Linked DNA regions of Mus musculus: region 1 is linked to region 2. Evidence: chromatin loops called from intact Hi-C (ENCODE). Cell type or tissue: heart. All regions are shown on one strand. Links, peaks and the distances in the headings refer to the core of each region. The heading gives the core; the rest is flanking DNA. Region 1 overlaps Ahi1 (Abelson helper integration site 1). Region 2 holds the start of 4930455C13Rik (RIKEN cDNA 4930455C13 gene).

What was found. Hi-C counts contacts between places; a loop is a spot of excess contacts. Peaks named below come from ENCODE experiments on the same cell type or tissue, not always from the same donor. Only the 100,000 strongest peaks of a DNase experiment are listed, where the experiment ranks them.
Region 1: it touches region 2 in a loop (2.7-fold over the local background); 8 of 42 quality-filtered maps call a loop at or near these places.

The regions. Positions count from the first base shown.
Region 1 is chr10:20,988,465-20,998,403 of GRCm38, forward strand. It overlaps Ahi1 (Abelson helper integration site 1), which reads left to right. Exons shown (of 24, transcript NM_026203.3): 15 at 80-220. Among named protein-coding and RNA genes, the nearest start is that of Ahi1, 41 kb to the left of the region's middle. In heart, for the core only: a CTCF peak has its summit at 4,383 (motif pointing right); no DNase peak of the experiment used is centred there.
Region 2 is chr10:21,332,618-21,342,556 of GRCm38, forward strand. Hbs1l (Hbs1-like (S. cerevisiae)) reads left to right here. Exons shown (of 18, transcript NM_019702.2): 5 at 4,350-4,458; 6 at 9,097-9,362; 7 at 9,782-9,939. It overlaps 4930455C13Rik (RIKEN cDNA 4930455C13 gene), which reads right to left and starts at 9,438. Exons shown (of 4, transcript NR_045352.1): 1 at 8,859-9,438. In heart, for the core only: a CTCF peak has its summit at 4,803 (motif pointing left); a DNase peak (open chromatin) is centred at 1,844.

The DNA of each region.
Region 1 (9,939 bases), core at 564-8,563, 340 kb before region 2:
AATATCTTCACGAGGATACAGAATACCCTTGGATGAGAAGCGTGTGCTGTCGTACAGTTGCTGCCTTTCTTTTCCTCAGGAGAACAAGTGGCAATGTACTCTGACCTGCCATTCAAGTCCACAATCCGAGACATCTCTTACCACCCCCTGGAGAATATGGTTGCCTTCTGTGCCTTTGGACAGAGCGAGCCGATTCTTCTTTATATTTATGATTTCCAGGGTAAGTCCACTACTTGATGTAAATGAAGTAATGTTTACATTTATAATGGGCCAGGAATCAGGAGCACTATAAAATCTATTAATAATTATTTCAAGTAACATAGCCTTTTTGAATATATTATATGAAAGAGCCACAAGATGGCATAGGTTGTTTCTAGGATGTTTGAACATTTCATTATTTTCTATGCATTATGAGCATGGAATTTAGATGTTAGCAAAAGTGCATATAACGAGGCTGCCTTAGAGATCACTTGATAAAGTACTGACCTAGCTAGCATGTGTGGAGCCTTGCCTTTGACTACCAACGCCACAGGAATTGGATATGATGGTGCATAGCTAGGGTGGGCCTAGTGTAAACCTAGTGTAAACGCCTACTACCTAGGCTCACAGTGGAAACAGGAGTGTCAGAAGTTTAGATTATCCTCTGTTGTGTGTTGGTTTGAAACCTACCTTAGGCTATATAAAAACCTGTCTTAAAAAGAAAACATGTGGGGCTGGTGAGATGGCTCAGTGGGTAAGAGCACCTGACTGCTCTTCCGAAGGTCAGGAGTTCAAATCCCAGCAACCACATGGTGGCTCACAACCATCTGTAACAAGATCTGACTCCCTCTTCTGGAGTGTCTGAGGACAGCTACAGTGTACTTACATATAATAAATAAATAAATCTTAAAAAAAAAAAAAGAAAAAGAAAACACATGACTGTACTGTGTTGGAATCAAAATAAATAAATGAAATCCATATAGAATTAGGACTGTATCAACTTAATTTAAGTGGTTCACAAAATATGAACTTTAAAAATGTTTTAGTTGCATAGTGAGTTGTTTTGTTATTTGGGTCTTATTTGTATGTTAGGAGATTTGTTTGGTTTGGAGGTTTTTATTTATGTGTTTTGACTTTTTTGTTTTGTTTTGAGACAGGATCTCTGTAGCTCAGGCTAGCTTTGAATGTATTTTGTAAGTTTAGGGAGCCTTGAACTTAAGGCAGCCCTCTTGTTTCTGGCTCCTGAGTTTTAGGATTACAAGACAGCAAGCTGGTTTAACCTAATTTCATATTCTGTGATTTTATTTTTTTTAAGCAAATAGCTTTGGTAAATTTTAGTTAGGAAAATTTAATATAAGAGATAGATAGATTTTTAACTGTGATGAAAATGGAGTCTGATGTTCTCAACTGTAAAGATTCCGTATGCCTACCGTAAGGATGATAAAACTTTGGATCTACTTTTTTAGGAATTAAGATGCATTCTGAGAATAATTGGGGTTTATCTTGTTTCTTAAATACTTATTTTCTATTCTGAAATTAGTATTTTTCTTTTCTAGTTGTTAATCTTTCTCAAAAATCAATATTTTATAACCTTCATATATAGTTGTATAAAAATATAAGATCTTTATTAGTTTCTTTGCTTTAGTTGATTATGACATAACATGATTCAGTATTTTTGTAAGCTAGCATAGCATACATGCATGCTATTTATACACATGTCGGCATACATTTGTATATGTTATAGTAATATAGCTATGAACAAATGCTTCAATGGAATAACAAAGCTAAATTTATTAAATCACTACATGTTGGCTTATCTAATGCTCTGATAGATGTGATTAGACAATTGAGCTATCATAAACCTGAAGGTTTTGTTCATGGTACAGAGTGCATTATGCATTTTTCCAGTGAATTGTCTTAAAGAATGCAGAAAAAGAAGGTTTATCTTACTGATCCTTATAGAGAAGAAATGGTTTCTGCAACTTATACCCAAGTTTATAAGATGCTGTTGCTAGTGATAGAGTTTCCAGGCAATGCCTGCCATTTCCATTCATTAGCAGCTGTTGGCAGGGCTGCTACTGCATCTGTTACTGAGTTCTTCAGTCAGCGCCCAGTCTTGTCTCATTGTAATGAGTACCCTGAAACAACTGTTTGCCCCATCCTACTTTTCCCATAGACAAGGAGAATCATGGCCATTACTGTACAATTGGAACTATTCTCCAGGAAAAGAAAGCACAGTTATTGCCTCAGACTCTTAGGAGATTTCACAACCATCTTCATTCAGTTTATAATTTGCTTTCTTTTAGACTTTTGAAATTTTCACTGCAAAGATTAGCTAAGTTCCGCTCTGTCTTGTCCTTCAGTAGCTTCCTGTTGCTAGAAGGGCTTTCTGACTCAGAAGAGCAAGTGGCTTTAGCTGGACAGTGGCATGGAGCTCAGGTTCCTGTTGTGGTCACTTTAGGGACCTTGGCTAATGCCCCCTGCCCTTCTGACCCTCCATCCTTTCATCAAGAGCTCCAAGGAATGAGCCGGTGGCTGTGAGGGAGCCTTGTGAAGTGAAAGGCGCTCTACTAGAAGACCCAGAATTAACACTTGTGTTTATAAAGCTCATCTACCAGTAGCCAGTCAGGGTACAGGAATCCACACTTTACCGTGCTCACAAGCACTTGTCTGTGGAGTTGAGAAGATGATGTTTCTCCCTTTACACCGTTACTCAGCCTTTTCCATTTATCCACTAACCCGGATGCCATACCTGGCCAACTGTATTGCATTTAATACACACAGCTAACGCACGTTAGAGCCACATTGTCTTAGATGCAGGAGCATGGATTTGGGTGAGCATCTCAGAAATGATGATATGAGAATAACAGAATATGGAATTACTTATTTTATGTAACACATTTAAAACAATTTTTGATAAATGCATATACCTTGCCAAAAAAAAATGTTTAAAGCTCAAAATGTTTCACCATATTTCCCAGGCTCTTTGTCGCCTATTTTTAAAAAGGGGAAGCTTAGGAAGAAGTAAGATAACTTCAAGACATCTAAAATCTGGCACAACTCTTTTTAGTGGTATAGGTACAAAACAAATGAGAGTTATTTTAGTCTCTGAGTGTTTTACTCATTGAATATAGGCTACAATCAGTAGTTCAAATAATCATTAGTTTTTTACTAAAATTTTTAATGTTTAATTAACCTATTACAGTTTTGCCCTATATTTTTTTAACACATGGATATTTTGCTCAAACTGTGTTTTCTCAGAATGAAGTTCACATGTGGTTTTACTGAGTTTTAATGATAAAAAGTTCAAAAGAAACAGAACAGCTAAGTTACTTTTAAAATAGCTTCTGAAATATTCAAGGAAAAAGAAGCAAGTTCTTTTTTTTTTTTTTTTTGTAAGTTAAATCAGCTCCAAGCGAGACCACAGTGGTAGCTAAATGTATCAGCCGTCTTTCCGTCCCAGCAGAATCTGTGAGAGTCAGCAAGGGTCTCTCCTGCTGAGCGCATGTTCAGCTTGTGGTCTTTGAGTCCCTCGTTCTACTGAAGTTTTGCTTTTTTTTTGTAAGAAGTGTAATTTTTACTTTCAGAAGGCAGTTTTATTTGTCTGATTTTGAAAGGGTTAATCATCTAGTAATACAAAGTTTAGTCACCGCGTACCACAAATAATGTGCATCGAGGGTTCCCACAACAAAGTACATCTCAGAGAAACGGTTTCTGCTGAATTAACTCCATGAAGCCAGGCGTTAGCAATAAATATTCTGTTATTAAACAGTGTTTGTCTACTTATGTCTCTAGGATGTTTTTGCACATTTAAGAATTATTAGTACCTAACAGCACTATGTATTAACACTATGAATATATCTGTTTAAAATTTTTCACTATGGTTTTATGACATAAGTGTTTTTACAGTTTTACAGGATCTAGGAGTTGAATCACTGAGAACTGGTTTATGTTTTGTTTGTTTGTGTTTTGTTTTGTTTTGTTTATTTGAGGCAGGGCTTCTCTTTGTAGCCCTGGCTATCTTGGAACTCACTCCATAGGTCAGTCTACCCTGGAACTCAAAGATCCACCTGCCTCTGTCTAAGATCAAAGGCATACACCACTATCGCTCAGCCAAAATTTATACTCTTATTTGCCTTCTAAATTTATTAGCAAACGACCTGCTATATTAGGTTTCAAATGGTAAAACTTTTCTCTATAGTATCAGTTTCTCTGGAATATGTAATTTTTGTGGAATTTTTATACCTTGTAGGAAGCAAAGATGTAGGCTTGTTTATTTGTTTATTATCAGCACCTAGCCTGAATGCTGACATACATGACTGTGTATGTTAAGTAGAGTCAAGTCTGTTTGGCAACCTCTTAAAATTGCTAACCCCAGGTAATGAGCCTGAGTTCTCACTAGGTGGCAGTGTCCCTTTCTGTGGCAGTGCAGACCTTTCCCAGCACCTGTTATGCACCAGGCTCACTTGAGCTGTAAACCCAAGGGTTGGACTCAGTTTACCTGCTCATTGCTGGTCCTTTCTCCTGTTTACAGAGGTGATTACACACCCGACAACCTTTAGTCAAACTAAAAGCCATTTCTACAATGACTTCTACAAGGACTTTAGAACTGGAATTCAGTGATCTGGAAACGATCTAGTCAGAAATAGACCGGTGATCTGCTTTGTCATGCTGGTAGCTTTATTTTTCACAGTGTGGCATGCTCTCCCATAGTTCAGGGACATAGACACATTTAAGTTCATAAAATTCTGTTACAGGCAAGCATGGAGGCACATGCATGGAATCCCAGTATTTGGAAGGTAGAGACAGGAGGGTCATGACTTCTAGGTCATCCTTGGGTACACAGAGCTTCCAAGGCTAGAGACCCCATCTCTCAAGTTGCTAATTGCCTATAGTGTTTATAAGGCACTGTGTTTAGCATAGACTTTGGCAGTGTGTGTTTGCATTAAGAATTAAACTTCTTACAGAATAGAGTTATTTCTTTTTTCTTTTTTAAAAGATTTATTATTATCCATAAGTACACTATAGCTGTCTTCAGACACCCCAGAAGAGGGCGTTAGATCTCATTACAAGTGGTTGTGAGCCACCATGTGGTTGCTCGAATTTGAACTCAGGCCCTTCAGAAGAGCAGTCAGTACTCTTACCTGCTGAGTCATCTCACCAGCCCAAGAGTTATTTCTTGAATTTTATGAAAATATAAGATGGCACCACTAGTGAATTTGGGATTATTGAGAACAGTGGCAGTCATAGCTAAGATCAAGTACTTTCTTATAGAATACTTCCCAAATACTTGAGAAAAAATCTCATTATTGTCACTATTAATGGATGATGAAACCAAGGCACCACAGAATGAAGTAACTCTCCTAAGGTCACAGAGTTGTGGGTAAAACTACCATTTGACTTCAGGCTGCCTGACTAATGTCTTCACAGGATAATACCTAGGTGATATAAATTTAATACCCACAGCGTATGTATCATTTAATGTCTTCCATATGTGATTAAAAGTCCAATTCAGATATTATAATTTTCATCCTTTCAGAAAATTACACCATTGTCGGGCGCCAGTCGTGGGGAAATAAAGGGGATGGGAGAAATGACCCACGTCCCACCAGAGCTCCGGGGCTCTAGGCGGACAGATGCGGGGAACCGGGGGAACTGCCGTGCACTCTCCATGCTGCCCGGGTGGGCGTTTGGCTGTGGGAAGCCACGGAACCCCAGTCTGCGGGGATGGAGAGGGAGCAGTCCGGGGTCCCTGGGCCTCAAGGAAGCCAGGGTCGACAGGTTCTAGCTCCGGGGCATCGCAGGACATCGCTGGATACTACAGAAGAGCTGAGAATGGGTGGGGGCACTGCGGGCAGCTCATTCTGCCCTGAGGCCAAAGGGAGAAGGGGCAGGGGTAGAAGGCACTGGGTAGTTCCCACGCATGTGACGGTCTTTGGTCCAGCCTGGCAGCTGGAAACGCTAAAAGGCCTTCTTGAGGGAGATTAGAGGAGGCTCTTAGGGGAAGGCCTTATTCCATCGCTCCAGCACTGCGAGTCTAGATGAAAGGAGGCAGTCTATGGCTTCAGGTAGAGAAGTAGAGGCAGGCCATGGCCACGTGGAGAGAGGGGAGAAGGGAGGGGGAGAGAAGGAACAAGAGGGCTAGAGAGAAAGCAAGAGAAGCAAGAGAGAGGAAGGGCCAAGCAGCCCCCTTTATAGTGTGCTGTACTACCTTGCTGTGGCTAGGTAACTGGGGGAGGAGCTTACCTGACTGTAGCCAGAATACCTGGAGCTTGGGACATTGCCTGTGTGACAATAGTCACAGGATTATGGAGTTGAGGACTCATGTTGTCAGGTGCCTGTGTCTGGGAATGTGGCTCACTATTCCGTCCCTTGTAGAATTACTACTGGGTCTCCGGAGTAAGCTTCGCTCAACCAGAACACAGACTGCCTTTCACAGTCCAACACACCATAACAGGTAGTACTGATTGTAGGATGGAGTTTTAAATATTGATTTTTACCCTATTATAAGAAATTATAAATTAAAGCTACCATGATGATGAAGGCCTGACAAAACTGCTTTCCTGTATTCTGAAATATTTACTGTTTCTCACATAATGGATTCTTGACTTTCAAAGCCCAGACCATTAAGTGACTAAGGAAATATGAAAATTTTCATGTACATGATGGCCTTGAGTGTAAACAGCAGGGCCTTTGTATGCTTACAGGTGTGCCTTCTAAAGGAATGATACAGCCCAAAGCAGACAACAGCATGGCAGGAGCATCTGCAGAGGGACTGAGCCTCTTGACAAACACTGTCAATCTGCCCAACCCTCAACACATAGTTTCCAATTTTATATGCGTCTGCTTTTTAAGCTGTGAAATAAAAATTATACATGCTTTATTTATTATACCTCCATATTTTATGTAATGATAACTGAAACCATAAAGCAAGATGTGAGGGCTAGATATGAATAGAGTCCATGAGCCAGGCTGTAGCAGGGAGTTCTAGTGGTTTTCCTGTAGCAATGCATGCCACACACTGTCAGCTGAAGAGTGCCATGTGGCTAGGAAGACAGCAGGAAGGGAATAGTACCTCCTGCAGGGGATTTGCAGACAGCTTGTAAGGATAGGCTTCAAAACAATCAAACAAATACAGTTGCCACCTGCAGGTTCGTGACCCCTGTGCATTCCTCTGCCATGCAGCTTAGCTCCCTGCAGTAACTGGCTCAGCTCCAAGAAGTCGGAACCCCAAAAAGGAGTCTCTGTATTTTCCAAGCCTGCTATAATGCATGCATGTAAGGATGTCTCAGAAAGAGATGAAAGGGTATGGATAAGAATATTAAAATTGTGAGCTTTAACATAGCAGGTTAGATCAGACCTAAGTTTTAAACATACAAAGTACATTGGTATAAAGAAGAAAAATGATACAATGCAGAAATAGGGCTGTCTAATTACAGCATGGTCTCTAACCAGAACCTAAAAGTAACGTGGTAACCTGCAGATAGTTACAAGCATACAGCTTGAAGGATAATCCAAAATCATCTATCACCAACTGTTTTACAGTGAGAAAGGCATATGTCTTAAGCAGATCTCCTGGTGGGGGTGGGGGAGCTGAAGAACTTCCCAGCAGTTTCTGTTTGGAGTGTAGTCTAGTACACTTTGTGACTATGTCTGCAGACTGTAAATGCGCAACTCCTCATAGAACTAGAGGTGCTAACAGCATAGGAGGGTGCTGATTTGGCTGCTTGGAGTCCAAGAGTTTGTATAAAATGTTAACAGGGCACCATAGAAACAAACACCAGAGTTTGCAGTTCTGTTTTTTACTCCACTTAGAATATTTTAATTCACAATTATAATTCACAATACATTGTAAAATATATCTTAATATTTTGAAACATACTTTGTCACTGCCTTTTTCTGTTTTTACCAGTTAGGAATTCTTTGAAAGAGAAAACATAATACATATTTAATGTATTGTAATATTTTAAAAATCCAGTTGAATCAAAACTGTAAGAGAAAAGATAGTTAAGGCCTGTTAGCTTGTTACTGACACCAGTACATGTGTTCTTGACTGTCCTTGACTGCTCATTCACTCGGTTAGAGGAAACTGTAGTTTGCAAATACAAAGCTCAGAAAATCTGGGAAATTAGCATGCCAGACTGTTTGTAGATGCAGCTTTACCTGCAGCAAGAAAGCAGCTAAAGGCTGGTAGCACAATTTCAATGTGAAGACTACAGAAATCATGGAACATGTTTTTCTGTTGACTTCTCGGCCTGAAACCCACCCACCCCGTAGAGGTAGACCGTCCCGATTCCAGCCCATGGGACACTTTTCTTTAGGTGGTTTTCTACAGCTTTACACTTGCTTATTTTCTAAAGCTATCTTTGAATAATTAAAGGAGAAGTAAATATTCTTATCACTCTAGAAATATGACTAAATTAAATACAAGAACATTAGAGTCAAATTCACACACACACACACACACACACACACAAACCTATAGGGAGTGATGACTTTTGCGCTGAAATAGATAATTGCTACAGAGAAATGCCTGTCAGTGACAGTTGGGGTAGTCCTTGGCCTTCTCTCAGGGCTCTGTCTGTCCTCTGGACATGGCCAACATAGTCTGCAGAGAATGCTGGGTATTGGCTGGCTCTTCTGTTGACATAGATGAAGTTGTGTATGAATATCAAAGGCCTATAATTTTTACAGGTGGTATTATCACATAAATGATTACTTTTAAAAGTCCAATGTTTTATGCCCATTAAATATTTTAGACCTTGGTGTGGTGTCTTGTGCCTTTAAGCCCAGCATCCAAGAGGAGGGCAGATCTCTGTGACTTTGAGGCCTCTCTGTCCTATATAGGAAGTTTCCAGGACAGCAAGGCTGCCTCTCTCTCTCTCTCTCTCTCTCTCTCTCTCTCTCTCTCACACACACACACACACACACACACACACACACACACACACACACACACACACAGATAATTTATTTAAATAGTATAGGACAACTGTTGTATATGATTAAGTACATACCTATCTTACTCATTTTGTTCATTAGGAAAACCTGTCTTGGAGTACACCTGTCAGTCAGACAGTAAAAACAGCATCGAGTTTTTATTTGCATTTTTACTACTGTTTTCTTCCTTGTTTGCTATCAGCTACATGGTTGGTTCCTTGGTGACTTTTCTAGAGTATCTCTGGGTTTCCTGCTGCTTTGATCTTCTAAGTGAATTTTGTGGGTCCTGTTTGCCTCTTCTGTCACCCTTGTCATCTGCTTTGTGTGTTTGTGTACACAGCTTTCTTGGGGTCATTTACATATAATAAACTATGAATTTTAAATATATGCTTTGATAACTTACCTACTTGCAAGAGCACCACCTCAGCCCCAGCAGTGAACACTCCCACCGTGGCCCCATTTTAATTGCACCCTCCTCTTTTCACCCTTGAAAGCACTATAAATTAGTGTCCATGTTCTACAATTGTCTACACTCAAATATGCTGCATGCACCATGAATTCTTTTATGGCTTTATTTTTCATGACTAATTTTGATAATTTTTAGTTATTTTGGTGTCATTTATGTTTTAGCACCTACCAACAGTTCATCTTTTTACCTGCCTACTGTTGCTCCATTGGAGAGGTTTCCAGTTTGTGTATCAGTTGTCTATTGATGGATATCTAGTTTATGCCACTACAGAATGCTGCTGGAAGTTTTTATTTCTGAAGATGATTTCATTTCCCTTATGTAAATTCCTATAATTGAAAGGTCAGGAACATATTGCCTATGAATTTTCTTAAGCCAAGTTAGGCATGGTAGTACACCTGTAATCTTCCTACGTAGGTGACCGAGGGAGGAGGATGGTAAGTTTGAAGCCAGTGTACACTCACAGAGACTGTCTCACAAAACAACAAAAGTAGCCTTTCCCCTCAAGTGTTCCAACTTCTTCGTATCTTTGGCAAGTCTGACATGGCAAGACT
Region 2 (9,939 bases), core at 952-8,951:
TGAGCTAGTGTAGGAAAATGGTGCTAACAGTTACTTCTTTAGGGTTAGGGTTCATGACCTCATGAGCCCTGGGGAGCTGACTAGGTCCAGACATGATTTCTCTCTTGTTGAATGGGCTTTAATGCTGGTAGTTGTCCACAGGGATTGAAGCTGGGTAGGACTGTGTAGTTGCTCTCTCTGCCCTTTGGCAGCTTGCATATGATCTCCTGGAACCATGGAAGCCAGGTCACAGGATAGAGGCTTTCGGGTCAGATCCAGCTCCTGTCAACTGAGCCTGTGTCCATAGTGTGTGTTGTCTTCAGCAAGAGAGCCACCCCAAATCCCTGAGAAACAACCAAGAGCTACATCTATAATCTATATTATCTGGGAGTCATTTGGATTACCCTGACCAACCCTTTCAAAGGAGCTAGTTTATGCTTGGTACTAGTGCTTTTGTTAGTCTATGGTTTTTAAGGGAAGCATAGTTTAAGTGGGTTAACTGTGTGTGTGCATGCACTTACATGTACAAGTATAATGTTAGGTAGACATAAAAGTTACTCCTTATGGCTTTGTGTTTGACTATTCCTCTTCTCTCTTACTGACCTCGCATCTTCTCCCTGCTACTGTTTCCTACCTCTTGTCACCTGTGCCTGCTGCCCCTGCCCCCACCTCTGTGGTCCTTTAGACTTGATTGGTTTTTAGGATTCTTATATACTCCATGCTATATACTGGCATTTGAGGATATGGAGCTAAAAGTCTTCTGTACAGCTAACGAAACAATCGAATGAGGAAAAAGTCTTCACCGGACTCTGAAAGAGGATTAATAGAATGTACAAAGAATTAAAAAAAGATTTAAAGGAAACAAATGATCCAATTTAAAAATGGGCTCAGAATCTAAACAGAGATCTTGATAGAGAAAATAAAAATGACTAGTAATTACCTAAAGCATGTAAATGCAGATTAAAACAGTTGTGAGGCTCCGCCTCCTCCCAGTCAGAATAGCTAAGATGAACAGGCGGCTGGACAGCACCTGCTGGGAGGTTGTGGAGAAAGAGGACCCTTGCTCTTCATTATTGGGGATGCAGATTGGTGCAGGCGCTCTATGAATCAATCTGGAGAACCTTCAGCCAGGTGATCCAGCTGCACCACTCTTGGCACACACCCAAAGGGCTCAGCATGCACTCCTCAGACCCTTGCTCAGCAGGGCTCAGAGCTGCCCTCTCCACAGGAGCCAGGAAATAGAGACAGCTGCATGTCCTTCAACAGGCAGACAGTGAAAATGTCTAACTTACTCACAATGGAATACTATATGGCTGTTAAAAAAGTCATGGCATTTGCAGGTAAATGGATGGATCTAGAAAGATTCTACTGAGTGAGGTAAGGCAGTCGCAGAAAGGCAGATGCTGCACGTTCCCTCATCGTGGTTCTGAGCACCTGGTGTGTGTTTCTTTTGTTTTTTGAACAGGGTCTCTGCATAGCTTGGCTGTTCTGGAGCTCACTGCGTAGACCACACTAGCATCAAATTCAGAGCTCCTCCTGCCTCTGCTGTGATTAAAATTGTGTGCCACCATGCCCAGCTACATTTCTGTTTATGTGTAACACTATTCTTCTGTTATTAAAAATTCTTCCTAAATCTCATTTTTTCCAGTCTTACCAGGAAAGTAGCTATTATATTAAAACAAAACAAAACAAACAAGGAAGTTATCCATGAGAAAGTCTCATCATTTAGTTCCCAGACATCCATGTCTGCCTTCTGCCTTCCCTTTCAGCCCCACCTTGGTGTCGGCTGTGCTTTGGACCCTGCTCTTCCTGTGTTCTTAACTGTGTGAGTGTTGGCAGCATGCACAGCAAGCCTTTCCAGTTTCCTTTCCAGTGGGGTCCTGGACACTTCCCCTTCCTGCTGTGCAGTGTTAGTCACTGTGTACCTGTAGTCCTCATCAGAATATCAGAAACACGCGGGTTCACAGAAGCAGTGCATGCACATAGCGTGGGTCTGCCAGCCTGCTGGTTGAGTAACAGATTCTACTCAAGCTCATTGCTCCTCCCACCCTGGAGTGTCTGAAATAAAGGCTGCCCATAGCCTCATGTTAGTTCATGCCAGATTTTGCTTCCAGTTGAATTACTAAGACTTGAAAGATGTCAGGAATGGTGACTTACAGTCACAGATGAAAAGATAGGGTGTATGTCTCTGCTTTCTTACATGCCTTCTGCTGTTTGGCTTATTCTGGCTTTTACTTCCTTTGTTTTAAAATGTTCTTGTAATCGACTAGTGACCTTTATCTAAAGCCACGTTGTTCTGAGTTTTCAGCCTCTTATCACCTGATCAGCAGCAGCCTTGAGTCCTGGGGTGCTGTAGGCCCTCTGTTCCCTTTCTTGGTGTCACCTCTCCCTGGCTCCCCCAGCTTCTGTGCACTTAAATGGAAAGTACTTTCAGGACTTTGTAATGGGACCACCCTGGTTTGTTCCCTTGTCTCTCTCCAGATTTCTAATGCTCTTCTGTCGCAGGGCTTTAGAGCCCCCACTTGGGTTCTAATAATAAAGATGTGGAGCCGTCTGTATGGTATAAGGCTGTTGGCCTGTTTGCTGGGCAGTCTCTCTACTAGCCCACCTGACTAGAGAGAGCTGCTTAAGTCTCCACCCGTGTCTCTCCACACGGCACTCCCTGCCTTTCTCATGCTCTTGCTTCTGGCCTCCCTGCCCCAGTTGATGGCACTGCTGGTACTGCCGGTCCTAACCCAGCCTCATCCACCAGCTCTTTATTCTACAGAGCCTCATCCTTATTCATCCAGTCTGAGCCAGTCAGCAGCAGGGCAGTGCCTGGTCCAGCTCCATGTCTTGCCTTTTGGCCCGAATTGGCTACTTGCATTTTAACATACTAATCTCAGAGAATCTTCTATTGGGCAGGTGAGGAAGGACACGCATTTTCATATAGAAAGCAGGTAATGGGCCTAAGAAATGACAATACCAAATATCCTGCCAGCACAGCACCTAACAATTGAAAAGACAAAGGCACACCTATGTAGTCATTTGAGTCACTGTGTGTGCCTAGGGGGATGGGTTACCCCAACACTCCTACAGTCATGTGCTCATGAACCACAGAGGCAGGCAGGCAGGCAGGCTACAGTTCATGCCTTGCCTGACTTGGGTGAAGCTGTTGGGTGCGTGGTCAGGATTCTGGATGTATGATGTCATGGTTTTCCTGACCTTCAGATGGTTGTCTTCACATGTGGTCACTGTATCTTCTCTCATTTCCCGTGCTGGCCATGGCTCTAGGACAGGAGGAGGGGCTGCTGTCCGGCCCAGTGGTCCTGTGTGTTTGACCTCTTCGGCACTCGGAACAGCTTTCTCCTACAGCCGGCTCAGTGACCAGACTGCCTTCTGGACTGTGCTTTGGTTATGCTCCTATTCTTGATTGACTGGTGGATTGATTGATTGATTGATTGATTGATTGATTGATTGTCATGGAGCTCTAACTCCCACGTGTCTAGGGAGGCTCTCTCTAATTCATGTGTGCCGCCATCGCATCTTATACATATATGAACTCCTCCTAGTGGTGACAACAGTTTAACTTTATATTTTAAAATGTGTTTTCTGTTCCCTGACTGAACTCTCTGAGCACATCATCTTGTTCACCTTTGCATCTCCAGCAATCCTGGCCTACAGTGAGCACAGAGTAAGCGTTTTCATGAGTCTGTGCATTAGTTTATCTTTCCTGATTGACATGGTCCTCTCTATAGGTGTGTTTACTAGTAGTGTAACATGTAGCTTCCAGGTTTTTGTGAATCCATTCCTGTTGGTACTCCTTGAAAATTAATTTTTAAAACTAGAGAGTTATGTATGAAGAGTCAAATGTGCACACTCATACTCTAGCTCATAGCTTATCTTCATGCTTTTAATTTTTCTATATTGTCCTCATCTCCTGTATTTATGGGTATCATAGACCTCACAGTATCTAATGCTCTATGCAGGTAAAACACAGGAAATGTTCCAGAGAATTTCAGCAGATTTTCATCTTGTTCATCAGTTGATGAATCAAAAATAGTTTAGCCATCTGCTAACTGACCAGACAGTTTTAGTATTGTGAAAGGGTGTGGTCACAGAGGTAGGTAGAGGATCTAGGTAGAATGTCGGAATAAGGCTCAGAGCAGAAACCACCTTGTTTCTTAATACTGAAACTTAACAGTCAGCTCAAAATTTGAAAGCGATCTGGTGGGTTGAACATGGGTGTCCAGAGGGCGGGGGTTTCCCAGCATGGGCCTCACTCTATCTCACTGCGTGAAGTCTGTGTCAATCAATCACAGTCTCTAATTTATAATATGCCATATGTTTCTGGAAATTAATTGTCCTTTTATATTTTATTCCTTAATTAGGAAAATCAGTTATATCTCGGTCATCCCAGAGTGAATCTGAAATTGTGCCAAAAGTTGCTAAAATGACTGTATCCGGGAAGAAGCAGACCATGGGATTTGAAGTGCCTGGGTAAGACTTGCAAGCCCCTACCCCTTTTTAAAATCTCCATGGCCTCCTATGGGTTGATTAGAGCAGCCTGTTCAATTCTACATAATAAAGCACTGGAATTCAGCTATCTCATGGACTTTGTGTAGAGTAAAGGACAGACAGGGCTGAGAAGTTGGTTTTGATTTTAGCCTTGTCTTTGAATGACTCAATAGCTACAATACTGCTTTGTGGATGGAGAGATGACTCAGTGGTTAGTCACACTCACTGGCTGCTTTTGCAGAGTACTAAGGTTCAAATCCCAGCACCTACATGGAGGCTCACAACCTTATGGAACTCTAGTTCTAGGAGATCTGGCGCCACCTTCTGGTCTTTGCAGGCATTACACACACTTGGAGCTCATAAATGTGCAAATACATTAAAGGAAAAAAATTAAAAAGAGAATAAAAATACTGTCTTGAAGTTTTTTGCAACTATGTGTTTGTATGTTTGCATATTTGTGTGTGTAGATGTAATAAGTGTAAGAATGCGTGTGCTTACAAATTTGTGTGTGTGTGGATGAAGTATGTGTATTTGTGTGTGTGTATGCATAAAGTTTGTGTATATGCACTCACCAATCTAAACATATGGCCAGAGATTAATGGATGCTTTCCTTTCTTGCTCTTCACCTATTTTTAAAGATTTTTTTTAACTTTGTGTAAATGTGCCTGTGTGTGTTATGTGCACGTGAATACAGGTACTTGTGGGTTCAGAAGAGGAAGCTGGAGGAATCTGCCCCAGGTTGATGCTGGGAAATGAACTTAGGTCCTCTGAAGAGCTGTGCATGCTCTCAGTCATTGTCTCACTGTGGAGACAGAAGGCGGCTGCTAGGGAGGGAGCCTTGGGGTCTGTGTGCTTGCAATCCCAGCAGCCACCGTGCCCAGCCTTCCTATGGGTGCTGGTGGTCTGAACACAGAGCCTCACGTTTGTACAGCAAGCGCTTTGTACACTGTAAGCTATGTCTCCTGCCCCTCTTTTAATTTTTATGCTGAATAAAATGGTTCCCTGTATCAATCACACATGCAATTAAAAACTCCTAGAGTTTGGGATATCTAGAAAAAAACGACTGTCAACACTGATAATACTTGGTATTTTTAAATCAATCTTTAGAATTTTTCTAGTAGTCTTTAATGGAGAAGGGAAGTGAGTTACATGCATCTCAATGTAATATTTAGCCTCTTTAAAGTTGGTCAGCATTTCTATTCTCTAAATACCACTTTCGCTGGGCCTGTGGCATGGACCTGCTGTGATAGCACTTGGGAGGTGGAAGCTGGAGGACCAGGACTTCAGGGCCATCCTCAGCTACTTAGAGGTCTCAGACAGAGGTCTGTCTTATAAAAAAGAAAACAAATAAAGAGGGTTTTTTGTAAGGTATGTATCCTTCATTTGCCAGAGCATAAAAGGAACAGACGTCAGCAAACACTAGCAGGGATGACTTATTTTTAGCCGTGTGAAATTCAGTCTCAGGAATTTACCTTACTGTTGGCTCCTTTTATAAAAATCTGTGGAGATGGGAATATATGTCCCCTTGTTTAATGTTCAGTGTTTGGACTTAAAAGTAAGACTTTATTCACTTGATTTCAAATTGAGTGTGGTGATAAGTCAGGTCTAGGAGACAGAATTCCTCTAGTACAAATTAGGTAATGGGTGAAATAATCTTTGTTTTGCGACTTTAACCTAGTCAGATAATTTTAAGTTCTGGTTCAATTTTAAAAGTTTTCCTTTTCTCTTGTAAATAGAGTCGAATTAATACAAATACCCTTTTTAGCCTTAATGTGTTCAGTTGTATTTAATTCTTTTATGGAAGTCTCTTGTTTTGTTTGAGACAGGGTGTGGAACTCACTACATATACAAAACTGGCCATGAATTCACAAAGATCCACCTGCCTCTTCCCTGAGTGCCAGGATTAAAGGTGTGCAGCAGTATGTCCAGCTAGGGAGACATTTATTGAGCAAATAACTGAAACACACAACCCTTATTTTAAGGGTGCCACAGCCACAATCTGGAGAGTCTCCGAAGTCTTAGCAGCTTGCAGATAAGCTTTAAGTAATACATTGTATTGGAAATCTACACAGAGCTTCTAACAGCACCTGGACACACAGTAACCACAGAAGATCATTTCCAAGGACAGCTTTCATAAAACCCAAACACTGGCCAGGAGATCACACAGTGCTAGATGCATCATGAAGACAGTGCTCATCACAGGACATCAGTTAAATACTTACCAATCAAAAGCCTTGGAAATATAGAGTATTTTAACATACATTTGCGAAGTAGTAAAGCTTTTCTTTTTTTTTTGTTTTTTTAAGTCTCTTGAGTCAACATTTTGACAGGGCCCAGTGGGAAAATTCATATAGAAATGAAATGTCCAAGAAAAGATTGGGATGGATTGGATACATTGTAGGAGTCATAATCTGGATAAGTCAGAAACACCATAGAAACGAGGAAAGGCCCTGCCATTGATTTCAGTGTTGTGCGGTGAGCGGTATCTATAAGGAAAGCACAGAGTAAATAGTTCTGCAACTGTGCTAAGCTCTCTGTTCACCTTCGCACAGTCCATAGCTTACCATCAATGACTTGTTTCTTTTTGGTGCTTGAGACAGCATGTGCCACCATGTCCGAGCATGGGCTACCATGTCCTAGCTGTCTTTCTTAGACTATTCTAGTAGACTCGAATTTTCAGATTTCATGTCTCAGCACTATGTCTAGACACAGGAGCCCCAGCCTTTGGGAGTGTTTGAACATTTGCTATATGTATACAAGTTAATCATAATATATAGTGTGTCAGATATATTACAATGTATTCTAGTTCTTTTTTTTTTTTTTTAATTTCAGGCTTTTAGTCACAGTGTTTCCGATTAACAGGATCCTCTCAGATCAAATGATTTGAAATATCATTTAACATACAGATAATTTATTAGAGGTTTCTGGTAGTCTGACAGCACACAATATATAATACTGAAGTTGGGCATTCTACACAGTTGCGATCCTAATACTCTAGAGGTTGTGGCAGGGGAGCCTAAGTTTTAGACCAGCTTTGGCTACATAATGAAACTGCCTTAAAAACATAAGCAGACAGACATGGACACACGAATAACACTGGACAAATATTTCTTGAATAATGGAACATGAAAAACTAAAATGTATAGGTTGTTTAACCTGAGTTCAACTTTTTTCTGACTTTTTGTTTTGTTTTTGGTTTTTGTTTGTTTGTTTGTTTGTTTGTTTTCTGAGACAGGGTTTCTCTGTGTAGCCCTGGCTGTTCTGGAACTCACTTTGTAGACCAGGCTGGTCTTGAACTTAGAAATCCGCCTGCCTCTGCCTCTGCCTCTGCCTCCCAAGTGCTGGGATTAAAGGCATGAACCACCACACCCTGCCCTTTTTCTGACTTTTAAATGAGCAAATTACTTTTCGGATTAAGTCAAGTATGAAGGGCAGACCTAGCAGGCACACCCCCGCCACACCAGTGCTCTAGAGGCTGAGGCAGGCAGGTCACCATGCGTTCTAGGCTGACTATGTCCTGAGTGTCAGGTCAGCCAGTGACTCACTACATTCTGTCTCAGAAAGAGTCCAGACATATATAACAGAAAAGCATATAACAGCCATGCTTTCTCAGAATGATAGACCCTAAACAATGACCATGCGGATGGCCCAGGGAGACGGTAGCCGTGTTTGCTAGAAGCCTTGCTGCCTGTGATTCCCAGTAACCACCTGGTGGAAGAAGAGAACCACCAACACCCTTTAGCTGTTCTTCGACCTACACACACATGTGAAAACAAAAGCTACCAAGAGTTCAAGAAATCACATTTATAATGTGTTGAGTTTTCTTGAAAGCCCATTTGATCCAAAAATTCATTTTTGGCTATACCATTGCATATACACCCAGTCCTGGCCATAACATCACAAATACACATTCCTGATTCTGACTGACTGTGGAAGCTAAACTAAGCTAGAACTTGGATGAGAGAATGTAAAATACACGCTGGCAATTCATTTCTCTCCATGTACATGTGTAAGAGGTAACTCATTGCTTAGAGCACAGTCTGCTTTACTAATACTGAGAATTGTAACTCTACCTCTAGACATGTAAGTAGAACTGATTGAGACATCAAGTGCAGGACAGATAGTCAGTACACAGTCTGGTAAGTCTTAGTGTCCAAGTCAAGGAGATTACTCCTTTAGATTTATAAACAGATGGTTCCACTTTTGGAAAGGTCGTTTAGAAATAAGAAATCAAGTTAATTAAGATCATAAAATTATATGACAAAGTGTCTGAAACATTGTTACCAATTTATTCTTGCCGTTCTAGCAGTGGGTGTAGGCCTGGGCCCAGAATGGGCATTTTTAGATCTTAGAGACATTTGAAAGTTTAAAGCTGTGTTTACCTCTTAGGATGCAGCAGCGTTGCTGCCTGCTGTCTGCCAGGGCGGAGTCTTCATGTTTAGTAGACACCTAGGGTTCCCAGTGTTCGTTTGTGTGGATTGGCTCTGGTCACTTCTCTTTTCCAGCTTGACAGACCTGAGACCCAGAATATCAGGGGTTGCCAAGAGATACCCCTGCCCCCTGACTCAGTTGGGCAGTGTCTGAAATGACTTTCTCACAGTTTTTCTCATCTTTCTGCAGCTTAACTTCTGAGGAAAATGGACTCAGTGTGCGCGCTCCTCACAAAGGGCCTCCTGGTGATGATGTGAGCGTAGCTTCTCCTAACATTCCTGAGACCGGCACTCCAAAATCTGCCCTCCCACCTCCTTCCCTTCAAACATCAGAAGAGCTGGGCTCCACTCCGACACCAGTGAGAAAGTCTGGCAAGCTGAGGCAGCAGATAGACGTGAAAGCGGAATTGGAAAAGCGGCAGGGCGGGAAGCAGCTCCTCAACTTAGTGGTCATTGGTATGCCCTTGTTCTGCCCGCCGGGTTAGCAGGACCGCGGCAGGAGGCGCCCAGCCTCTTGGAGCAGTGTAGGCTTAAATAAAGCAAAGAGGCATTGCATCATAATGCATTCTGGTCACCCAGGGTGCAATGGGGCCGCGTTACCAAGGAGGGCATCATCGGACTTAGCTTGTGGCAGTTTTATGTAGTGAACATTTTGAAAATGGGATGCATCTCCCCCCCCAAAAAAGGGAAACTTTGCCCTCTCTAAAACTGTGTGTGCAGTCCTCACCCCCTCCCCCATTTAGGTGTTTTAACCTTGATAGAAATTGGTGTTTGTTATACTAAATACTGACGCACGCTGTTGAATTAGTGTTGCAATGCCTCAATGTGAGCATCTGAAATGTACCTAGTATTAACCCTGAATCAATTTTCCTTAGGTCATGTTGATGCTGGGAAAAGTACTCTGATGGGCCATATGCTTTATCTTCTGGGTAATGTAAACAAAAGAACTATGCATAAGTATGAGCAAGAATCTAAAAAGGCTGGCAAGGCTTCATTTGCATATGCGTGGGTCTTGGATGAAACTGGAGAAGAA